Regions from separate parts of the Homo sapiens genome. Here all the other regions are linked to region 1. A link is a contact called in ENCODE Hi-C data. All regions are on one chromosome and are shown on one strand. The core of a region is the stretch at or near the end of the contact, and the rest is flanking DNA. Distances in the headings are between cores, read along the strand shown.

What was found. A loop is a pair of places that touch in the nucleus more often than their neighbours do. Pooled maps may share reads with other maps.
Region 2: a map with no recorded cell type shows a loop between it and region 1 (7-fold over the local background). The contact joins two enhancer-like sites. A Hi-C loop is called at or near these places in 2 of 37 single-sample maps with no recorded cell type and 3 of 50 pooled maps.
Region 3: a map with no recorded cell type shows a loop between it and region 1 (7-fold over the local background). The contact joins the promoter of RNASET2 here to the enhancer-like site in region 1. A Hi-C loop is called at or near these places in 4 of 37 single-sample maps with no recorded cell type and 4 of 50 pooled maps.
Region 4: a loop to region 1 is called in a map with no recorded cell type, with 10 times the contacts of the local background. The contact joins two enhancer-like sites. A Hi-C loop is called at or near these places in 2 of 37 single-sample maps with no recorded cell type and 1 of 50 pooled maps.

The regions. Positions count from the first base shown.
Region 1 is chr6:163,705,987-163,710,317 of GRCh38, reverse strand. No RefSeq gene overlaps it. Among named protein-coding and RNA genes, the nearest start is that of QKI, 290 kb to the right of the region's middle. RefSeq lists enhancers at 1,865-1,984, 3,467-3,536. Within about 2 kb of position 1,587, at least 7 of the 41 ENCODE cell types and tissues checked have a DNase peak (open chromatin) inside an H3K27ac peak, as active enhancers do.
Region 2 is chr6:167,092,378-167,097,077 of GRCh38, reverse strand. No RefSeq gene overlaps it. Among named protein-coding and RNA genes, the nearest start is that of CCR6, 28 kb to the left of the region's middle. RefSeq lists enhancers at 1,533-1,612, 1,813-1,872, 3,203-3,572, 3,683-3,752, 4,638-4,697. Within about 2 kb of position 2,902, at least 8 of the 41 ENCODE cell types and tissues checked have a DNase peak (open chromatin) inside an H3K27ac peak, as active enhancers do.
Region 3 is chr6:166,954,001-166,958,921 of GRCh38, reverse strand. RNASET2 (ribonuclease T2) reads left to right here and starts at 2,372. Exons shown (of 9, transcript NM_003730.6): 1 at 2,372-2,825. The coding sequence starts at 2,740. RefSeq lists an enhancer at 303-422 and silencers at 1,387-1,436, 1,707-1,806, 1,847-2,606.
Region 4 is chr6:158,805,954-158,810,639 of GRCh38, reverse strand. All of the region lies in intron 2 of EZR (ezrin), which reads left to right. Among named protein-coding and RNA genes, the nearest start is that of EZR-AS1, 9.7 kb to the left of the region's middle. Within about 2 kb of position 1,604, at least 10 of the 41 ENCODE cell types and tissues checked have a DNase peak (open chromatin) inside an H3K27ac peak, as active enhancers do.

The sequences.
Region 1 (4,331 bases), core at 338-2,837:
GTCTACAAAATGCTGCTAAGTGTCAACAGCCTGTTGAAAGTGGCATCGCCCTTCCCTAACCTCTAGTGTCTGTTTGTGGGTGTGCTGAGGAGCTAGGAAGTGCCCATAGCCTTCAGGGAGTATCTAGTGTGGTGGCGAATGGGCAGCCCTTTAAAGCCTGTGCTTCGTGCCCAGCAAAGAGCATTCCCATCAACTCTGTTATTTCAACAGGACTGGGTCCTGGGACCTGGCAAGGAGAACCAGTGGCCCTGGACTCTAGGTTCTGCCCTGGGCTGCCCAGATCCAGCCAGGAAGAGCCCAGGGTTGGCAGGGGATGAGACGTGGGGGCTCCATTGACTGAGCTGCCTAAGTACACGCTGCTGCCTTCCATCCTGCACCCCTTCCCTGCTTGGCCACAGTCAGAGCCAAACTGGAATGAACTGCACTGAAGAGAGAAGTGGCTGCCTCCCCTCCCTCCCTGGGCCACAGCCCTGGCTTCCTCTCCTACAGGAAGGGAGGTAAAGCCGCTCCTTATGAAGGATGTGGACTCAGGAGGGGCCACACACAAAGGGGAGCCTGTCACATGGGGGGAGCAAGTCAGGATGTTACTAACAATCAAAAGCTTCCTTCAAAGGTTCCTGTTTAATTAAAAATTTCAAAGCGTAGGACTTCCAACCTGCTGGTCTCCCCAGGACACCCTGAGGGTCTCAGGGGAGGGTGCACTCAGACAGATGGTGCCTCCCCACCCTATCAGCCACCCCGGCCTCTCTCCTCAGTATCTCCAATATAGGGTTACCTCTTAGGTGGTCCTAGAGAACATTTTATTCTAGTGGTCACCTGGCTGAATGCACAGACGTCCCCTGGGACATCTTGCTGGCGCAGAGAGGGGGGCCTGAGGATACCATCACGGGCAGGCACCGTTCCCAGGACAGGGAGAGAGGAAGCAGATTCGTGCCCTTTCTTCATGGTGGGCTCATCACTGAACAGAAAGGAAATCACTGTCAGTCACTCCAGCTGCCAACCTGGGTCTCCCTTCTGCTGCTGCTGGGTAGCAGGCAGTTTTGGTGACCCCAGGTCATGCACCCAGGGGGATTTATTGCCAAGGTTCCTGGAGGACATCTGCCCCCACTGTTCCCTTTGGAGCGTCTCAGTAAGAGAACCCGTAATGTCTAAAAATAGTGCATGTCAAACTTCATAAGGTTCTAGAAAGAGGCCTAAGTATAGTTATCCACTAATAAATTAAGCCGATTTTGAGAAAGATTAGCTATAGGGGGCCTTCTCAAGATTTGATTACGAAGATAAAGTGCTGTATTAAAATATTACAGACTATTTGTAAAGCAGTATGGCACATAAAATGAATCTCAAAATAATAGTAAACATTTAAATAGCATGGATCTTTTTGCCTTGTATTTTATAATCATTTTTCAATCCTTATTATACTAAAAGCCCAGGATTCTCATTTTGTGGATATGGGGAAAAAAAAAAAAAAGCAAGTCTAAGCAAATAACAAGAAATCTGGTTTCACAACTCCTAGCCCAGTTAAGTTCTCGGGACAGAATGAGGTCCAACGTGGTCAACAAACATGACATCATGCCACCCACGAGCTGGACACGCGACACCTGGGGCTCCAGCTGGCCATGCAAAAGGGTGAGGTCTCCATCCCTCCTTCCGTGACAAAAGTAAGCTCTCCTTTCTGAAGAGCCCTCAAGCCAGAGACTGAACCCCCAAATAAAAATACAACAGAGGTCAGCTCTGAGAAACCAAAATGACTCATCACCTCACCTCCTGTCCTAAGTCCCTGGCTTCTCACACTCTCCCCTCTTGACTGTGTTTCGAGGCAAGGAAAATACCTATCATTGCCAATTATGGAACCTGTTACCAATGAAGGCCACCTTGGCTGCAAACTTATCTTTGATATGGGACATTCTCCATTGCTTGTGGTGGAGAGAACAGACCCTTTTCCCTTCTATGGTAATATGCCCCAATGGAGGTTTTCCACCACGTGAATAATCTAGACGACAGGTTTTCTGTGTAGCATCTTATGCCAATCTACGTCCCTCGTGCACAGCTTTGGAGAAGGGTCCATAGCTCTGTCTAGAGGCCCGTCCACCCTGAGCCCAGAACATCTCCATCCCTCAGGCGGCCGCCTGCAGCAGTGCAGCTGGAGGAAGTAAGTATTTTAGAGCATGTTTTCATACCTTGCTACTAGAGAAGTGGCAAAGCACTCTTGTTTTTGAGAAGTGATAACCTCTTAGAGATGAAAAAGGAAAAAGCTAAGGGGAAGCACTGAGCTGGGGAAACTCTTACAAATCAAGAATCTTATAGCAGAAGAGTTTTGCTTCTTTTGGAAACTGAATCAGTGTCACTAGTGGAATTACACCCCCGTGGGGGATGGGGGGGCACTGTTGTCTGGCAAACAGTGCAAGTCATTTGTCACACCTAAACACGACTAGGTTACCCTCAGCTACACCGTGTCTCCCACCGTGTGACCTGTGATTTCTTCCTGCTCTCCTTTCCATCTGTGTCCATAAAGACTTGGAGTGAGATCCGGTTTGCTTTTCTGCCTCCTCTGTCCTATTTGCCAGAGAAAACATTCTGGAATTCCTCCCAGGAACCTTCCCCCAGTGGTTTCTGTCCAGCCATCCGCATTCTGTCCTTTGGGGAAATATTTCTCCTACCATTCTGCACCAGCAGGTGTGCTAACGTAAGCCTGTGCACGAGCACCACTTTGCCTGAAGATCACATCTGTCACAGGAGTGTCTGTTCTGTGGACAACACTGAGGAACGCCTCTCTTTCCTCATGCCAAGCCACTAGCCCTCCACAGACACTTTCTAAAAACTGCCACCCACATCACAAATGGCTGCTTTTACTTCTCTCTCTACTCTCCCAGCTCGTTTTAAATGCTCCAGCTTAAATTTATCACATGTCCTCACTGGAGTTTACGGATAGCTTCTAATGTACCCTAATTCTAGAGTTATGGGAGAGAGGAGCAAATAAAGTACAGGATGTGGCTAAACCAATTTGTAAAAGGAAAGGAAAAAAATGCAACCCAGGCAGAAAACAACGGCATTCTTTTCCTATTAAATGTAAAGCAAATATTAAACTCCTGCAAGGATTTTAGAATTTATATCCATACCCATGCATTTATATCCTAATTGCTCATCACTATGGGAACCAGGTATTTTTGACTGATACTTTAAATATAATAAAGACACAAAAGAAAAAAATAGATCCAGCTTTCTGGGTGTAGACATTTTTCTAGGTGGTGCTTAATGAATTTAAGCTTCTGAGAGATGGTTTGTATTCATTGGATCCCCTATCCTGATACCAGACCCTAGTTCCTTGGTCTTAAACTGCAAGGATCAGACTCGCCTGGAGGCTTGTGAACATCCAGACTGGTGTGGGGCACCGCCAGAGTGTCTGACTCACTGGGTCTGGGAGGGGCCCAAGAGCCTGCAGTTCTAACAGGTGCTATAGATGCTGCTAGCTTAGGGCCCACTTTGAGAACTGGCTGCTTAGCTCAGTGTTTTGAGAATTAATAAGAGAAGGACACGTGGGAGATGAGACTCTGACATTAAGGATCACACCAAAATACCTCTACGCCCTTCGCCGAAGTCCTCACTTGGTGTCTTCATGTGCATATTCAAAACTCTGGAATTCAAGTTAATAATAAGAGCATGGAGGCCTATGCTCTATGAAATGTCCTGACAACATCCCTAACTTATCTCAAAGAGACTTACTACACATTGAATTTAGGTTTCACAGGGAAGTTTTTGCATGTTAATTAAATGCCAATTGATTACTAAAGGCAAATCCACTGAGGATTAACTAATGTCACTGACATGGACTTCTGACATAACTGCAAAATCCAGTGCTTAACAGATAGTAACAAGCTGTCTCATTAGAAATCAAATGACTATGGAAGAAATCATGTTTAAATGTGGGTATTTTTCATCGTGAGATTTGCTGACACATGGCAGCAAACAGACTTGATTTGGGATAACATTTTCTAACTATTGTCCTTAGCCTGCCGTGTTTCTGAAGCTGCTCCTGCCACAGCAGAATGCCTCTAATGGATGACCCCCCACTTAGGACAGCACTGACTCACCCACGCAAATCCAAAGTGTGGTGCATGCAAATTTTAGCCTCGAGTTCTAGTCTCAGAGCACAAAATAGTAACAACTACAACAAAAATAACAGCACCACGCACTGAGTCTACTGTGCTTCATGTACTACATGAAAGAGGAACCGCAACACCAATATTCCAGTCAACGGAAACGGGGCTCAAAGGGACTAAAGAGTGGACTGACCAAGGTGACACGTGCAAGTCAGTGGTGGAGCTAAGATCAAA
Region 2 (4,700 bases), core at 1,653-4,152, 3.4 Mb before region 1:
CGTGAGCCACGTATGTCATTTTAATTTTTTAGCAGCCACATTCAAAAAAGCAAACCGAGGCCGGGCGCAGTGGTTCACACATGTAATCCCAGCAGTTTGGGAGGCCAAGGCAGGTGGATCACCTGAGGTCAGGAGTTTGAGACCAGCCTGGCCAACATGGAGAAACCCCATCTCTACTAAAAATACAAAATTAGCCGGGTGTGGTGGCGCATGCCTGTAATCCCAGCTATTTGGGAGGCTGAAGCAGGAGAATCTCTTGAACTCGGGAGATGGAGGTTGCAGCCTCCGCACTCCATCCTGGGCAACAGAGCAAGACTCCATCTCAAAACAAACAAACAAACAAACAAAACAAAGCAAACTGAAATTATTAATTTTCCAAATATTTTTATTTTAACTTGATATATCTAAAATATAATACATTCAACATGTAATCAATAAAAATTGTCAGTGAGATCGTTTAGATTTTTGTAGAAAGTCTTCAAAATCAGGTGTGTAGTTTATATTTATAGCACATCTCACTTCAGACTAACATGCTTCAAGCACTCTGTAGTCACACATGACTGGTGGCTACCATGTTGGATGGCACAGGTAGGGAAATTGGTATACATAAAAGTGATCAGACGAAGGTCATAGGTCACAAGTCTGATATAAGTCCCTGTCACAGATAATCCAGTCTTGGGCAGTGCTAGTAGTAGGGTGTATGAATTATCTATTGCCAAAACAACACTGCCCGAGAAACAACCCTAAAACCTCAGTGACACACAGTGATAACCATTCAACATTGCCCCCAAGTCTCCAGGGTGGTCCTAGGGCCACTATGACCTGGCCCAGCACACTCCCTGTCTGGTCAATCGGTCAGCCAGTGCAGGCTGGTCCAGAATGGCCTTGACAGGAACAACTCTTGTACCTCTTGTGCTCTGTCACCCTCATGCAGGCCAGCCCCAGCCTGCTGTCATGATGGAAGCTGGTTTCCAGCAGGGACCTGGTGGCACAGACTGGAACTGGCACAGCCTCACTTTGCTCACATTCCACTGGTCAAAGCAAGTCTCAGGCCAAGGCAGACTTGGGTGGGGAAGCAGACCCTCCACCTGCAATGGGAGGAGCTGTGGACCACATCCCAGAGGATGGGAGTGCCAGGAACCTATGCATGGGGGCCATCGGCACCATCAATCCACCTTAGCTGGTATTCCAGACGTGGACAGCAACAGGCCCACAGATTGCTATGCTCATCAGTAGAGAAATGGATCATTTCTTCCAGACCTGGACACCCTATCTTAGAAGTGATGTGAGTTGCGTTCAGAAACGCAACCTGAACGGTCACACATTGGGGACCATGCCTTTCCACAGCCACACATCGGGGGCCACACCCCTCTATAAAGAATTATAGCAAGTGAGTGTGTTTAGTCCCAAAATGAGAAAATTAGGGGGCAACATGAGAGCTACCTTCAAATTTTAAAGAGCTACTGTGTGGAAGAAAACAGTCTTGTTCTCAGTTCCCCTAATATTTTCTGAGGGCTCATTATATACTGTACCAGGAACTATGCTAGGTGCAGAGACAAAAGTAGAATAAGGGAAGTTTCCGTAGATACCAGCTCATCCAAAGAAGGACTTTCTAACACATGAATAAGTCACTACTATCCAATAATTCACTTGCCACAGGAGAGCTCTGAAACTGAAACTACTCAAGCAGCTGCATTGTCAAGGGAATTTCTTGCCCAGTTGTTGGTCACTGATCTACCTTCTAAGGGGTCTTCCAAATCTCAATGCTATAAGCTGGCCTTACGTGTGCCTGTTTGGCTTGTGGGGATATAATGTATCATACTTTACATGTACAGACACATCTAATATCTAATAGAGATATATCTAATCAGATATAACAACCTCAAGCAAACCCCAAGTTGCTAGGTGCTTAGTAAATTATTTTGTTACACTGAAGGCTGAAAAAGCACAGAATGATTAAATGACTCAAGATCACGTGAGACAATGGGATAAACTGGAACTGAAACAGACTGTGGGGTGCTGGTCTACGCAGTTCACAAAGCCCCCATTGCTGACTAACCACAAGCCCAGAGGGAAGGCACATAGACTACTGTGCCCCTGCTACTGGTTAGGTTTTTCTTTTACACAGAGAAATAATTTGACTTTATCTAGGCTGCTACAAAGCCAATTGTTAACAGAACTAGGATTAGAATTCAGAAGTACTAGGTGTCAGGTTTCTGTACAAAGAGCAATAGTATTCCACTGAAGCACTTCTGTTTCCCTACAAATACAACCTATCTGTGACTGTGAAACCTCAAGGAATTTGTATTGAGAACCGCTGGCGCGAAGCGGGTGATAACGATAAGAACAGGCATTGTGCACAGCTAGAGGAGCCGTCTGTGGAATGCCGATGGTCGTCTCTTGGTAGAAATAGTAAGAAACCTTAGAACTGATCTTCTTCATTCTGGAAGGCATGGAAACAGAGAACAAGCTGGCCACTGCAGAAAGTTGTAAGACCTTTCGAGGCTGGCTCGACTGCAGCTGCGTTTTGCTTGGCTGTGAGTTTGCAGAACTTTGAGGCTTTCGGGGGAAGGTAGCTAAATCTGTATCAGGGCCAAGGGCACCCCTGGGAAAATTAAGAAACACCTTCTCTTTTGAGGTTTAACTCGACTAAAACCTCTCTGATGATTAGGATGGCCTCAACGGAAGCCCACTGGCCAAAAGAACATCGATAGTTCCCAGGGGAAATAAGTCGTGAGGGAAGGAAGGGTCAACAGGAAACCAGGACTCAGGATCCTGGGCAGAGTCGGCTGGTTTCAGCACCGTCTGAGGCTCATCAGGAAGCTCCTCTCTCACCGACCGTGGCTCTCAGCACTCAGGGAGCGCCACTGAGCATGCGTGAGAACAGCCGCCCTCAGCTCGCGGGGGTGTCAGCTTCCTTTGAAAACCCCCTCGGGTCTGTGTGCACAAGGCTCTGAACTAACCCTAGTGGGTCACCACGCAGGGCCCCTTCTCAGCGCCTGCTCTCCGCTCCACGTGAGGGAAGCAAGGGCAGCGGAGAACGCGTCCCACGCAGTCAAGCCAGGGATGGGCCTCGGGCTTCCTTTCTCTGTCCACGATGCCTCTGGAAGCAGGATACGGCCCTCGAGGCGGGCTCCTGGGATTCCTGGGAACACGGGAGGGTGAGCTATGAGCAGGCCGGGGCAGGGCAATCATGGAGACTGGACTTTTGCTCATATGGGCAGAAGAGTGATCAGGAAATTATTCTGAATGTGAAAAGACATGGCCAGCGTGTGACCGGCAGATGTGTATCCTCCAGTGCTCTGGGAGAACGCAGCCCCGGCTGGTAGCCCGGGCCCGTTTCTGTGAGGTCAACACTCACACCACGGCCAATGTCAGGCAAACAACCCGGTGTCACCGAAGCAGGGTTGGTAAGAGAAGCACAGCCTGCCCCAGCTGATCGCAGCGCAGCCCAGGAGGCGAGGCCACCGCCCAGAGGATTCTGGAAACAGCTCGCCGGGGCGAAGACGCAGGCACAGACAGTGCCTTCCGTAGGGTTCCAAGTATGCAAAACCCTAGGGGAAGCCTCTTCTATTTAGTCACAGAAAACAGGTGAGCAGTTGCCTGGAGCAGGGAGAGACGGGGAGGGATTGACAGGAAGGGAGCTCAGGGAAGCTGGTGGGAGTAGAAAGTTCTAGATCTTGATTGGGGTTGCAGTTACACTGGAACACAGTCGTTGTCAAAACTCACTGAAGTGGACCCTGAGAATGGATGCATTTTGCTGTATGTAAGTTATCCCAATAAAGCTGATATTTAAAAATATGTAACACCCCTCCAAGCCAATGCTGATATTGTAAGGATGATTTTCAGTACTGGGCACCGAGCTTCAGTACTGGGCACCGAGCTTCAGTACTGGGCACCGAGCTTCAGTACTGGGCACCAGGGTAGGAGTGAGGTTCCCTGATTTTCAGTCTTTACGGAGCTTTTACCCAGAGAGCTGCAGAGGCAGCACTGGCCAGAATTACTTTGGAACGCACCGTCTGTTTCTTCCTTGTTGCTTTTCACTGGTTAGTAAGAAGATTCACGAAGCTCCTCTGCCTGGCCACCTCCCCCCAACATCAACACACACTGGCACAGGTTCTGGAGGGCATCATTCAGACCCATGCTGTAAACACCCTTTACAGGCTGAGCCCTGAGTCCGTTTCCTCAGCAAAGTACCACAAACAATGTGGTTTAAAACAACGGAAACCTACTTCCTCACTCTTCGGGGGCCAGAGGTCCGAAATCGAGGTGCTGTCAGGGGTGGCTCCATTTGGAGGCTGTGCAGGGAACCGTCCCCAGCCTCGCTTCCCATTTCCGGTGGGGTCTGCAGTTCCTGGTGCCCCTTGACTTGTGAATGCATCACTCCAATCTATGCCTCCGTCTTCACAAACCCTCCGTCTCTGCGTTCTCTCCTGTTTTCATAAGGCCTGCCCTGAATGCAAGATAATTTCACTTTGAGTCCCATAACTAATTGCAACTGCAAAGGCTCTATTTCCAAATAATATAAAATAATATTCCAAATAATATTCTGCGTGAACATGAATTTTGGGAAGACACTATCCAGTTAATAATCATATTAACCGACTCCACTCCTACACGCTGTCTTCAGCCTAGAGCCTCCTGTGGAACTCCAGACGCCGACCCCCACTCAGAGTATTCAGAAGAGTCTCAGATCTGAA
Region 3 (4,921 bases), core at 1,123-3,622, 3.2 Mb before region 1:
CTCTCTTTCTTCTTTCTTTCATTCATTCTTTTTGTTGTTGTTGTTGACCGAGTCTCACTCTGTCGCCCAGGCTGGAGTGCAGTGGCGCGATCTCGGCTCACTGCAACCTCTGCCTCCTGGGTTCAAGCGATTCTCCTGCCTCAGCCTCCAGAGTAGCTGGGATTGAGGGAAGAGAGAGACCCTCTCATATTGTTTTATATTGTTTTATACTCAGTACCTGTTTTAAGAAAAAAACAAGGAAGTGAAATCAAAGACAGGCAGCCCGGCGCCAGGCCCAAAACCGGACCTGGGCCTGCCTGGCCTAAACCTAGTAGTTAAAAATCAACTCATGACTTAGAGACCGATGTTATTCATAGATTCCAGACATTGTATAGAAGAACATTGTGAAACTCCCTGCCCTGTTCTGTTTCTCTCTGACCACCAGTGCATGCAGCCCGTCACGTACCCCTTGCTTGCTCAAATCAATCACGACCCTTTCATGTGAAATCTTTAATGTTGTGAGCCCTTAAAAGGGACAGAAATTGTGCATTCGGGGAGCTCGGATTTTAAGGCAGTAGCTTGCCGATGCTCCCAGCTGAATAAAGCCCTTCCTTCTATAGCTCGGTGTCTGAGAGGTTTTGTCTGCCGCTCCTCCTGCCACAGGATTACAGTCGCGTGCCACCCCCGCCCAGCAAATTTTTGTATTTTTAGTAGGGACAAAAGGCCCCCAGGCCCCTGCAATAATGGTCCTCATAACACCACTCCTCCCCGAGTCCAGATTTGCTTTATATTTGGCAGTGGTCACAACAGCCCTCCTTGACAAGGGGCTGTTTAAACACACCGGACTGTGATTTAAAGGAAAATGAGGATTCTGGGAAGCACTTTTGTTTTAAGAAAATTATTTTTTTAGCTTAAAAGAAAAGAGAAAAAGAACTGTGGCGTGTGCCTATATTCTTGAGAGGAAGGAATGAAAGGAGCCGGAAAGAAACAAATAAGTCGTTAGGGAAAAGGAGAACGAGAATAACACCATGACCTGTAGGAGGTCCTGGAGGAGCTAAGGAGGTGTCAGCCATTTTCCCCCCCCATCTGTTCCACAGGTGGCATTTTATTGAGCACCGACTGTCCCCCATCCACTGTGCTCAGTGGCAGGGACTCAAGGTGGGCAAAATAGACATGGGCCTTGCCTTGCAGTCTAGTGGGAAAAACAGATTAATCATTTAAATATTTTGTTTCAAAGAATGGTAATGCATGCAGGCAAGGTCCAGGCCTGTGGGAGAGCAGGCTACAGGCCCACCTGCTATTTAGACAGTTACCAGTGGCAGAGGACCCCGAGGAAGGCGCAGTTTACTCGACGTGTAAATAGGAATAGCCTTAACTAGCTGTGGGTGTGCGGACAGGGAAGGGAAAGAGGAGAAACATCTGCAGAGACAATGCCGGGTGCACAGCCCGTGGGCGGGGCCGCGGGTGCAGGGGAACCCGTGCCTCTGAAGGGCTGGGAAGGCCAGGGTGTTGGGGGAGGAGACCGGGCCTATGGGACTGGCCCTGGCTACGCCAAGGTGGGGCTGACATGAAGTCCCCTTCATCCGTGGGGGGTGGCCCGTCCCTCTGGGAGGGGATCCCTCACAAGATGACTTCCCAGGTCGCGCCCCGAGGCGGCTCTTTGCTGCCCCCACAGAGATGACTTCCGGGCTCCTGGGGCCCGCGGGGAGGGGCAGGTGAGGCCCAGGGCTGGGTGAGGGCCAGGCCCTTCTAGGAATGTTGGTGCTCCCAGCACCTAGCACCGGGAGACTGGAGAGGTTTCCAGGAGAGTGACCCGAGTAGGTCCCCTCCTAATTCTGGAGCCGTCCCTCGGGCTGCGCAGTGGAGCGCCGAGGTGGCGGGAGGCTGCGGGGAGCCTGGGCGGCCAAGCACCATCTGCAGTCAGGAGCTCCCGGGCAGCTTGCAGGGCGCAGTTTTTGAAAGCGGGTGCTGCGTGCGGACCGCGGGCCTGCAGGGTGCGCGGGTCGGGCTGGGGGCTGTCCCTGGAGAGTAGAGTGGCCCTGGGGCCCGCACGCCCACTTGCTGGCGGGGGATGGCGCAGACACGGGCGGTCCCCCCGAGGGCGGTCCTCACGGGTGGTCTAGGTTAGCTCGGACCCGGGAGTGTGGGAGTGGCGCAGAGCTGCGGGAAAAGGCGCGGGGCGCCTGCGTGGCGAAGGAACACAGCCGCCTGACACGCCCTCAAGGCCCGCGGAGCTGCTCCTGCCTCGGCCTCTCTGAGCCAACCACGGGGCGGGGCGTGAACGCCGGGCGGGGACGTGCCGTTCTGGGGGGCGTGTCCACCGGCGGGGGCGTGCCGTCCTGGGGGCGTGGCTCTCTGCTCCGGTGCAGGCCCGCAGGGCGCCCTGGGCTGGGAGCAACGCGACTGACCGTGGTCGTGGGCGGACGGCGGCTGCAGCGTGGAGGAGCTGGGGTCGCTGTGGGTCGCGAAGCAGAGCCCGGGACGTGCGCGCTTGGTGCACGATCCTGAAGGGGAGCTCCGAGGGGCCCGGGTCGCCAGGGCTGCTGCGGCCATTCCCGGAGCCCGGCGCGGGGCCCGCGAGATACTGGTTTAGGCCGTCCCAGGGCTCCGGGCGCACCCGGTGGCCGCTGCTGCAGCGGAGGGAGCGCGGCGGCGCGGGGGCTCGGAGACAGCGTTTCTCCCGGAAGTCTTCCTCGGGCAGCAGGTGGGAAGTGGGAGCCGGAGCGGCAGCTGGCAGCGTTCTCTCCGCAGGTCGGCACCATGCGCCCTGCAGCCCTGCGCGGGGCCCTGCTGGGCTGCCTCTGCCTGGCGTTGCTTTGCCTGGGCGGTGCGGACAAGCGCCTGCGGTGAGTTACCTTGCGAGGTAAAGTGGGGAGCGTGGGAGCCGGGCCCTAGAGCTTTCCACTGGGTGAAGGCTGCAGCTCTCGGGGTCGGCGGTCGCTGAGCCCCGGGCAGCGACTGGGGAGGGCGGGGGGAGCCGAGCACGCTCCGGGGTGACCCCTGGGAAGAAGTTGGGAAGTTGAGCACGCCTCGGGGTGACCCCTGGAGGGAGTGGGTTGGGGGGAGCCCTTAGCACACTCAGAAGTGACCTCTGGGAAGGAGTGCGATGAGGGGAGTCCTGAGCACGCCCCGGGGTGACCTCTGGGAAGGAGTGGGTTGGGGGGAGCCCTGGGCACGCTCTGGGGTGACTCCTGGGAAGAAGTGGGTTGGGGAGCCCTGAACACTCCCCGGGGTGACCCCTGGGAAGGAGTAGGGGGTAGGGTGAGGTCCTGGGTACACTCCAGCCTGGAGCTGGACTGGAAACTCATCCCACAGACTGCTCCCAGCCTAGGACGCGACAAAGCAGGTGGCAGGCTTGGTGGAGCACTGTTCCTGCACTCGAAGTTCTCTCAGAGGTCGAAGAAGTCGTGGAGGGGACACTTAATTTCAGCTTTCACTGCGGCGGGTGGTGAAACGACGGTTCTTCCTCTTTTTGAGTATCCTGTTCTGAATCCCTTCCCTTGGCTCGCCCTCCGCGTGTGTGTGTGTGTGCGCGTGTGTGTGTGCGCGTGTGTGTGTGTGCGTGTGCGTTTGTGTGTGCGTGTGTGTGTGCGTGCGTGTGCGTGTGCGTGCGTGCGTGTGTGTGCGTGTGTGTCGTGTGTGCGCGTCTGTGCGTGTGTGTCGTGTGTGCGCGTGTGTGTGTGTGCGTGTGTGCGTGTGTGTGCGTGCGTGCGTGTGTGCGCGTGTGTGCGTGCGTGTGTGCGTGCGTGTGTGCGTGTGTGTGTGTGGCAGCCGCCCAAATTAATTAGGGGTAAACAGGCGGTGCTGCAAAGAACTCCAACTTTAATTCTGTGGAAGATACCAATATTTGAATACCATATTATTTCTTTCTATTTGGGTAATGATCGGGTTAATAGGATTTCTTACTTACATAGTAGGTGTGGAAAAGGTGGGTTTTACTTATTTATTTTTTTTTAGACAGTCTTACTCTGTCACTCAGGCTGGAGTACAGTGGCGTGACCTCAGCTCACTGCAACCTCCACCTCCCGGGTTCAAGCGATTCTCCTGCCTCAGCCTCTGAGTAGGTGGGATTACAGATGCACACCACCACGCCTGGCTAATTTTTGTATTTTTAATAGCCAGGCTGGTCTCGAACTTCTGACCTCAGGTGATCCGCCCGCCTCGGCCTCCCAAAGTGCTGGGATTACAGGCGTGAGCCACTGCACCCGGCCAGGGTTTTACTTTTTAAACACCTTAGGTATATATTTTTAATCATGTACATTAAAATGTAGCATTATATTTCAGTGTTCCGGAAAGTGTATTTTCTGAAAAAGAGCTACATTTATGTCCTTATTTATTGGCCATGAGGTTCAGAGCCTCTCACTGGGGAAGTCTGTGGCATGCTGGCCCTTGCTGGCTGAGTGGAAACTGCTAGTTCACACCCAGGTGTGGGACCTTTGAGCTCTCTATGCCCCAGTTTCCTCATCTGTAAAGTAGAAATAGTAACAGTCAGCCTCACAGAGTTGGCTTCAGGAGAAATCAGTTAAGGTACAGAATGTAACTTGGAATGATGTCTGGCTGGAAGTAAACATTAGCATAAAACAGGCTGTCATATGTGGATCCCCCACCCCAGCCCATAATTCATGCAACTGATATGATCGGACAAACTTGAGCAGGCAAGATTTGCGAGAACATGGTTGATTCAGACCACGAGGGCTTCATAGGTCAGCGGGCATTTTCCCAAGTTCTAACTGGTTTTGAGACCTTGGTGATTTTTCTTTCTTCTTTGACTTTCTTTAGCTTCTCCATTACTTTCTCCGTGAATAGGGGAGGGGGGCATCTGTGTGGGAGGGGGTCTCCTGCAGTCACATCACTCTGCCTGGTTTTAGATGGAGAGTTTGTTACAAACGTCTGAGTCTTGGTAGTTTTGTTGTAAGCATATTGATAGTCTCATCTTCCTGGG
Region 4 (4,686 bases), core at 355-2,854, 4.9 Mb after region 1:
CTGATTTTGTCTCATGTCCATCCTCTCTCTGTGTGTTCTAGTCGGAATTCCCTTATCAGTCACATGGGTACCACCTTCATGTTTTGAAGCGCTATTATATCCCATTATGTGCTTGGTGCAGGGACAATAAAAATAAGATTGGTTTTGCCTTTAAGGAGTTCTCAGTCTCCTAGTGAAAGCAGATATGTAAGCAATTACAATGCAGTGTAGTGCATGATAGAGGTCTTCACAGAAGAGAAGTGTGCCCTGGAGACCAGGGAGGGCCTCCCGGCTGGTAAGATCCTTTGGGTAAGTGTGGAGGGATGTGGGCTTCCCAGTCAGCAGTGGTCAGTTCTGTTTTCCTTTATTCATTAACCCGTTCTTAACACTTACAGGCAAACAGTAATGCTGTTTCAAAGGAAATGTAAAACTTCATTAAGTTATCCTTTTAATCTAATATACTTGAAAACAAAACCTTAAAAGCAAAATAAAAAATATCTCACCATGACCCACCTTTTATTGATAGGAGAGGAACCAGTATCACCTGAGGATCAAACTCTAGTAGTCAGTATATCAGATTTTGCTCATATTTTTAAGTTAGAAGTCACTTCTGCAACCTAATTTTGTTTTCCATTTTTGCCTGAGAGATCAATTTTAAACTGCCTGTGTGGACAGTTGTCATTTCAGATACTGTAAATAATTGTTTTTACTTTAGGATGGGGTAGGTAAACTATCATCTTAGGGCCGAGTCTGGCTGTGGCCTGTTTTTATTTGGTCTCCCAGCTAAAAATGGTTTTTATATTTTTGAAGGATTTTAAAAACAACAATATGCAACGGACTCCAAGTAAGACCCTCAAAGCCTAAAATACTTACTGGCTGGCTCTTTAGAGAAACAAATGGACCAACTCCTGCTTCTAGCATAAAAATAATTATTGTTAAGCATTTATTCTAACCTTGTATATATTTTATGGCTGGACTAATATTTGGAAGCAGATCCACCCCATTGGTTCCAGTTTTTAAAAAATTGTTCTCAAAGAACAGAATGTGTTTTGTTAGCCAATGTTGAGCACATCATGGACTCTGAGCATGGACTCAGAAACTACTGAGGAGAGGCATCGTGGTGCTGAGGTAATGTTTTAAACAAAGCTGGTGTTTGGGTGGGTCTTTGTGTAGAGAAAGTGGCAGTATCTTGTGTCACACTTGCTAAGCTATTGTGTAATGACAGATTTCTGGCATATGCTAAAAGAAAGCAATTTGTACCTGATGTTTGAGTTGGAAAGAGAATGTTATGTAAATGAATTGCTTTTTTCCTCATTGATAGTTTAAAATGAGCTTTTGATCTACTATAGTCTGTATGTGAATTTCTGACTGCAGATGTTTTGTAAGTCCATTCCTGATTCAGAACACCCTGTCTAAAGTACAGCTCCATCTCTGTGCCGTGCCCCACTTTACTGCACTCATAGAACTCGGTCTCCACCTATAACGCTGTCAGGTGCTTGTTTATTTGTGCTTTTTGTCTTTTCTGGCAGCAAAGCAAGAGGATAGGTGTTGTTTTTGTGTTTTTGAGATGCGGTCTTGCTCTGTTGCTCAAGCACGAGTGCAGTGGTACAATCATAGCTCACCACAGCCTTGAACTCCTGGGGGACCGCAGGCGCTCACTACCACACCTGACTAATCTTTTTATTTTTATTTCTATAGAGATGAAGTTTCACACTGTTTTGTGCAGGCTGGTCTCAAACACCTGGCCTCAAGCCATCCTCCTGCCTCAGTCTCTCAAAGTGTTGGCATTATAGCCATGAGCCACTATGCCTGGCCCAAGTTTGTTTGTTTGTTGTTTAGCATTATTATTTTATAGCAAACTTTAAATTCTTGTTTATTGGCAGGATAAATAGAGGGAAGAAGGACGAGCAAATAGGTAAACATACCTGCCTCCTAGTGGGTAATCTTGGGCAAGTTTTTTCACCTCCCTCTGCCTCCTCATCTGTAAACAAGATCCTGCGTGCCCGCCTGGGATGCCTGCTAAGATGGCACATGGGAAGCACCTGGCCTTATGCCTGGCCCTGGTCAGTAAGGGCTGTGCGGTTCCACTTGTACCTGATAAAATTCTAATCTGATTAAAAGCTTTACTAGCTCGTGATGGTCATTCTTTTCCTCTAACTTAGCAGCCCGATGAAATAATGTAGTAAGTAAATGTAACCTTGTTGTTTGTCCTTTTGCTGCCACGATGAACACAGCTGTCTTGCTAGACCTCTGTTGACTTCAACAGGGATAGCATCAGGTTTATTGGAAATTTACATATGGGACAGTCCAGTGGTGGTGGGTTGGACAGAACAGCAACTGCTTCCCGAAAGCTTGGAAAAAGCATGCAGTTTACACAGCATTCTTACTTAACATACTCCCCCTAACAGCCTCCACCTGGCAGCCTTAAAGTGCTTGTGGGCTGGGGGTTCAGATGTTCCCCATAGATAAGGAATTGATTTCAGGGTTGGCCACTAGGATTCCTTAGCTCGGAACTCCACACACGCATTCTTCTTAAGTTATTGATGTTAGGTACACCTGTACAACCACCCTGCATAAAGTTCATTCATTCAACAAATAGAGCACCTACTTTGTGCCAGGTTTTCAGGTACTGGGGAGACATTGGTGAACAAAAAGAGGCTTTTAAAGGATTATCACCTGCTTGGTTGACAGTCACATCCAGTGAATGGTGGAACCCATTTCCTGCTAATGTGTATTTGAGCCTGAAATGCACATTGTCCCACCTTTCCTCAATGGCAAAATGCTCTGGAAAGGAGATGCTGGTCTGACTAAATAAAATGGGCTTTCTGTTTGGAGTTGTAAAGGGAGCCGTGCCTTCCTCAGCCCCTCCTGAAAGAAAGACCTGCTTTCAAGAAGCTTATATTGCAGGGGGAAAGACACATGTCTAATACATCGTCAGGGGGTGGTGAGCGTGCTACTGTAAATTTTCACCTAGGCTTTGGCAAGAGCTAGAATTAACTTTCATTCTTTACTGACTCTTTGAAGCGTTAAAACCACTGGGCAGAGTGACTTAGGAGTGGGCCCACTGTGATGTGTTTTTGTTGGTTTTCTGGTAAATCACTTTTGGGTTGGACAGTGAACCATGATGGTCTTTCTTCAAGAACTTGTTTTTGCAAGGGTTTGGTGATAAGTCCATCATTTCCAAACCCACTTACTCTTCCATCCTTTCTCAGGTGCTGTGGTTCAGGGAAATGATTGTTTTGATAGTATTTTACCTATTGCACCATTACTTCATCTGTAAATTTCTTATAAAATATGTCTTGGGATCCAGCCTTGTCTTTTTTGTTTGTTTTTTTTTTTTTTTTTTGAGACGGAGTCTCTGTCTGTCGCCCAGGCTGGAGTGCAGTGGTGTGATCTGGACTCACCGCAAGCTCCACCTCCCGGGTTCACGCCATTCTCCTGCCTCAGCCTCCCGAGTAGCTGGGACTACAGGCGCCAGCCATCACACTCGGCTAATTTTTTTTGTATTTTTTAGTAGAGACGGGGTTTCACCATGTTAGCCAGGACAGTCTTGATCTCCTGACCTCATGATCCGCCCGCCTCAGCCTCCCAAAGTGCTGGGATTACAGGCGTGAGCCACTGCGCCTGGCCTGTTATGTTTTTAAAGAGAAAATTGAACCACAGGTCACTTGGTTAAAGCTTAGCACATAAATATGAGATTGGAATCACTTTATTTGTAAACATATATGTAGTGTATATTGGTACAGTATTTTCATTAAGGTGTGTTTCATTGCCTCAGTTAAATAATTAAGGGTGTTGGCTGCTGGGATGTTGAAGTATTTGCTTACATAATCCATTGCTGTTTGGGTGAGACTCTTAAATGGATTTAGACAGATAATGGTGAGAAAACTGGATTTTTTATTTAGAACGTGGCTGAACAAGGCAATGTGGAAATAGTGTGATAACAAGGTGCATTATATAACTTGAACAAATCAACTGCAAAAAGACATTTTCAAAGAAATGGAGGAAAATTGAATAATATTTACTGAACTTGACGTATTAAGGAATTGTTTTAAATTATGTTGGATGTGATAATGGTATTGTGATTTTTTTTTTTAGTGCTTTAGAGCAATATACTGAAGTTTTTACAAGTGAAATAATGAATGAGGGCCTTAAAATATGCCAGCAAAAAAAAAAAAAAGTGAAAGTGGTAGAGTAGAAGAAAGAATGGTGTTGAAGCTGAAAAGAGAGTGTGGAGGATCATGGTACTACTTATTCTCTCTACTTTTATGAATGTTTTCAACTTTCCATAATAGAATATTTGCTTTTAAAAAGCATGTTATAGGGTAGAAAGGGAGAGATGCTTTACTTTTGCTCGTCATGAAGTGCCTGAGTGTTGAGGTGGGAGGATCTCAGGGCGAGGGCAGGTCCCCCATTCCCTGCTGCTGGGGCAACCTTTGTGCTCTGGATCAAATGAGTAACTGATTTGATCTCATCAAATGGCCCCACCCGGGCCATCTCACCCTCCATGCACATGTTTTAAAAGGAGGTCACTACTCAAAATTGCAGCTGACTTGGAAACACATAGAACGATTTGTTCCCAGTTTTTTCCACTATTACTTTGTATTCCCAATGTTTTGGGGGGCCCATAGGAATGGGGCACAGTGCTGTGACCCAACTGGGAACAGGTCATTGTCTTAATAGCGATTTTCTCAGACTTGAAAATTG